Regions from separate parts of the Homo sapiens genome. Here region 1 is linked to region 2. A link is an interaction called in ENCODE POLR2A ChIA-PET data of the cell type or tissue named here. Cell type or tissue: Panc1. All regions are shown on one strand.

Region 1 (2,500 bases), 88 kb after region 2:
TAAGAGCTGTAACACTCACCGCGAAGGTCTGCAGCTTCACTCCTGAGCCAGCGAGACCACTAACCCACCAGAAGGAAGAAACTCCGAACATCAGAAGGAACAAACTCCAGACGCGCCACCTTAAGAGCTGTAACACTCACTGCGAGGGTCCGCGACTTCATTCTTGAAGTCAGTGAAACCAAGAATCCACCAATTCCGGACACACTATCACCCATGAAGAGTAGTTACTGTAACATTGTAGCACACTGCATTACTCAGGTGTTTGTGGGGTTGCTGATGTGAACAAACCTGCATGGCCAGTTGCATAAAAGTATAGCACACACGATTATGTACAGCCCATAATACGTGATAGTGATAATAAATGACTGTTACTGGTTTATGTATTATATGTTTTTTGTTTGTTTGTTTGTTTTTTGACACAAGGTTTGGCTCTGTCACCCTGGCTGGAGTGCAGTGGTGTAATCTCAGCTCACTGCAACCTCTGCCTCCCAGGCTTAAGCCATCCTCCCACCTCAGCCTCCTGAGTAGCTGGAATTACAGGCGGGTGCCATGGCTAACTTTCGTATTTTTTGTGGCGACGGGGTTTTGCCATGTTGCACAGGCTGGTCTTGAACTCATGAGCTTAAGTGATCCACCTGCCTCAGCCTTCCAAAGTGCTGGGATTATAGATGTGAGCCACTGCGGCCGGCATATATATATATATGTGTGTGTGTGTGTGTGTGTGTATACGTTTGTGTGTGTGTATATATATATATTTTTTTCTTTTTTTGAGATGGATTTTTTTTTTTTTTTTTGCTCTTGTTGCCCAGGATGGAGTGCAATGGCATGATCTCGGCTCACTGCAACCTCCCCTTCCCGGGTTCAAGTGATTCTCCTGCCTCAGCCTCTCTAGTAGCTGAGATTATAGGCGTGCGCCACCACACCCAATTAATTTTTTATTTTTAGTGGAGATGGGGGTTTATCCATGTTGGTCAGGCTGGTCTCGAACTCCCCACCTCAGGAGATCCACCCCCTCGGCCTCCCAAAGTGCTGGGATTACAGGAGTGAGCCACCAGGCCCCGGCCTATTATACTTTTTATTGTTATTTTAGAGTTTACTTTTGCTTATAAAAAAGAAGTTAACTGTAAAACAGCCCCAGGCAGGCCCTTCAGGAAGCATCCAGAAGAAGGCATTGTTATCACAGGTGAGAGCTCCATGCATGTTATTGGCCCTAAAGACCTCCTGATGGGATGAGATGTGGAGGTGGAAGACAGTGATATTGATGGTTCTCACCTTGTGTATGCCTAGGCTAGTGTGTCTGTGTGTTAATTTTTAACAAAAAATGTGAAAATTTAAAAATAAGACTTTAAAAATAGAAAAAAGCTTATTTAATAAGGATATTAAAAAGAGAAAATATTTTTGTACAGCTATAAATTGTGTTTGCATTTTAAGCCAGATGTTATTTTAAAAAGTCAAAAAGCTAAAAAATGTAAAAGTTTATAAAGTAAAAAAGTTACAGGAAGCTAAGTTTAATTTATAATTGAAGAAAGAAAATTTAAAAATAAATTTAGGCCAGGTACAGTGGCTCACGCCTGTAATCCCAGCACTTTGGGAGGCTGAAGCGGGTGGATCGTCAGAGGTCAGGAGTTCAAGACCAGCCTGGCCAATATGGCAAAAATCCATCTCTACTAAAAATACAAAAAGTAGCCCAGTGTGGTGGCACACACCTGTAATCCCAGCTACTTGGGAGGCTGAGGTGGGAGAATTGCTTGAGCCAGGGAGGTGGAGGTTGCAGTGAGCCGAGATTGCGCCACTGCACTCCAGCCTGAGTAACAGAGCGAGACTCCATCTCAAAATAAATAAATAAAATTAAATGTATTGTAGACTAAGTGCAGTGTTTATAGAGTTTACAAAGGTGTACAGTAATGTCTTAGACCTTCACATTCACTCACCACTCACTCACTGCCTCACCCAGAGCAGCCTTCAGTCCTACAAGCTTCATTCCTGACAATGCCCTATCCAGGTGGACCATTTTTTTTTTATCTTTTGTATACTGTAACTTTACTGTACTTTTTCTATGCTTAGATAGGTCCAGATACACAAATACTTACACTATGTTACAATTGCCTATAGTATACAGTACCAGAACACGTTGGACAGGCTTGTAGCCTAGGAGCAATCTGCTGTCCGGTGTAGCCTAGGTGAGTAGGAGGCTCCACCACCTCGGTTTGTGTAAGTGCACTCCATGACCGCACAATGACAAAATCTCAGAACGTATCCCCGCCATGAAGTGGTGCATCACTGCACACATAGGCCACATATGCACCCGGGCTGGACTTTCAGTAAGCACCTGCCCCCTTGTGCTAGTGTCTGAGGAGACTCAGCATGCTGAAATGTCCCGCAGTGAAGGGGAAATGTGGAATGAGGGACACCGGCATGTGCGATGGGCAAGAACCAGCTTGGAGCTGGTTCGGCCACCAGGCACTGGCTCGGGGCAGCTGAGCAGGCCCTTAACTAGCTC
Region 2 (2,500 bases):
CCACCAGGCAAACTGTAAACAACTTGGAGATCAAAATAGTGATAATATTGGATTATGACCCATTGAATACAATACAAATCCAAGACTCTTTGAGTCCCTACTGATAGAAGCAAATGACCGAGGCCGGGCGCAGTGACTCACGCCTGTAATCCCAGCACTTTGTGAGGCTGAGGCGAGCGGATCACAAGGTCAGGAGATGGAGACCATCCTGGCTAACACGGTGAAACCCTGTCTCTACTAAAAATACAAAAAAATTAGCTGGGCATGGTGGCAGGCACCTGTAGTCCCAGCTACCCGGGAGGCTGAGGCAGAAGAATGGCATGATCCTGAGAGACGGAGCTTGCAGTGAGCCGAAATTGTGCCACTGCACTCCAGTGTGGGCAACAGAGCGAGACTCCATCTCAAAAAAAAAAAAGCAAATGACCACAGAGACAGTCTCAGAGAGGCAATGGGAGTCCTGGGAGCAGGTTATTAGGAAGCGTAAAGGTCTCAGCTTCCATGCGTCGTGGGATGGGAGACTCGGGAGTTATGTGCAGTGGAGAGACAGAATCTAATAGGCTGTCACTGGTTGATCTTTAGAGAGAATACATAGTCTCTAAATACTTTCCTTTATTTACTATAAAAGGGAAAAGAGTAAGTCAACAACAGAGAAAGCTTCAGTCTCCACCTAATCAAGGGGTCAAGGTGACCATGACCTTGGATGGGACAAGCCATGGTCAGCGCCACCTGTGATTCAGAGATGAGAATATGCATTACCACTGGGTGTTTCTGCAGAGAGGCATCATCTAAACCAAATCCTCACCACACCTTGGCCAGACAACCCAAGTGAGGGGTGGAGAGTCCAAATCCTTAGTCCCTCTGACGTGTGCTCACAGAGCCACTGTCCTGGCAGGATCCAGCCCTGATTCCCGATTCCTAGCCTCAGTGCTCTGAAATTGGGGCCACCAGATACTCTGGGCAGATGACTCCTAGCTCTCCTCTACCCACTACATGCCCGTCGACACGAAATCTGACATGGCCAGTCCCACTGCTCCATGGCTTGAGGGTGTCCGAGTGTGAGGGAGTTTCTATGTGCCACCTAAAGCACATTTAAAAGCACTTTACGGCCGAGCACGGTGGCTCAACCTGTAATCCCAACACTTTGGGAGGCTGAGGAGGGCAGATCACGAGGTCAGGAGTTCAAAACGAGTCTGGCCAACATAGTGAAAACCCGTCTCTACTAAAGATACAAAAAATTAGCCAGGTGTGGTGGTGGGCGCCTGTAATCCCAGCTACTTGGGAGGCTGAGGCAGGAGAATCATGTGAATCCAGGAGGCAGAGGTTGCAGTGAGCCGAGATCACGCCATTGCACTCCAACCACGGGGAACAGTGCAAGACTGTCAAAAAAAAAAAAAAAAGGCACTTTGCCTCTGATATTGAAAAAGACTGCCTTCAGTTTAAGGAATTTCTGACATCAGCAAGTTGTTGCCAGCTCTCATCTGCAGAAATTGAGCCTGGCCCTCTCTCCTTGTCCAAAGGTGGGAACACTGGTCACTGGGCAGCAGGAGGCCCAGACACTGTCTCTAGGGGCAGGTCTTGTACCTGGGCCCTGTCCAAACACAGACTTTGGGAAAATCCTCCCTTTTGTCTCTTTCCCTGTGCAGCCAGCTTGTGCTCCATCCGAAATCCAGAAGGGACAGTGTAACAGTGTGCCTCCCAGGGCACTCACCCTCTGGGACATTCAGGAAGTGTTCAGGCACACTTGCATCTCACCTATCCAGCAAACATCTTCACACCTGTTCCCCAGGGCCATGCTGGAGGGGGAAGACCAGCAGAGGACTTTCGGTACGTCAAGTCCCAGGGGCTCAGGATATGTGCATGGGGCACCTGAAAGACTGGAGAGGTGGGGAGCTGACTTCCAGTCCCTGCGGTGAGGGGGCTTTCGCCCAGGCTCTTAGTGACCCAGCGACATCCTAGGAGACAAGGAGTCCAACTCCCAGAGTGGTATTAATGATCAAAGATGCCATTTGTGAAGTGCCTGACCCTCAAGATGGTCCAAAGCTGGAGTTACCCACTCGGGTGGAAGCAGGACTTGAAAGCAGTACTGCTTTGTCCTTTACACAACACTGTTTCTCATGAAAATCACAGACACTCAGTAGATAACGTGATGAATGAGAGTCCACTGGCCACAGAGGAGAGTGTATTTATTCCACCAGGTTAACCAAAACGTCTCCATTGGCTACAAAGTTCCCGGGCACGCAGCCTGTCCCCACCCATGGGAGTCCCCTGGGGTGTGCAGGCTGTCAATGAAATGTCATTCTGCGACTGCCACACTTCAGGGCTTCTTCTGACAAACAGATGGTGACTTCTGACATCCTTTGCATGGTGTTTTTGCCCGCCCTGGGGAAACCAGCATTTGTTTCCCTCTGCTCTGACTCGTCACAGAGTTCCTTCCCCCTGACTTTGAGAAGTAAATAAAAAATGCTTTCCTTACAAAATTCCCCTCCAGTGGGTGCTTCTT

Evidence for each region. Peaks named below come from ENCODE experiments on the same cell type or tissue, not always from the same donor. Only the 100,000 strongest peaks of a DNase experiment are listed, where the experiment ranks them.
Region 1: POLR2A ChIA-PET joins it to region 2 with 14 read pairs; 5 of 35 experiments call an interaction of 5 or more read pairs at or near these places.

The regions. Positions count from the first base shown.
Region 1 is chr7:47,629,512-47,632,011 of GRCh38, forward strand. It overlaps LINC01447 (long intergenic non-protein coding RNA 1447), which reads left to right. Exons shown (of 4, transcript NR_108090.1): 4 at 1-382. Among named protein-coding and RNA genes, the nearest start is that of LINC01447, 8.8 kb to the left of the region's middle. In Panc1, no CTCF peak of the experiment used is centred here; no DNase peak of the experiment used is centred here; H3K27ac peaks cover 2,500 bases.
Region 2 is chr7:47,541,546-47,544,045 of GRCh38, forward strand. All of the region lies in intron 1 of TNS3 (tensin 3), which reads right to left. Among named protein-coding and RNA genes, the nearest start is that of TNS3, 39 kb to the right of the region's middle. In Panc1, no CTCF peak of the experiment used is centred here; no DNase peak of the experiment used is centred here; H3K27ac peaks cover 2,500 bases.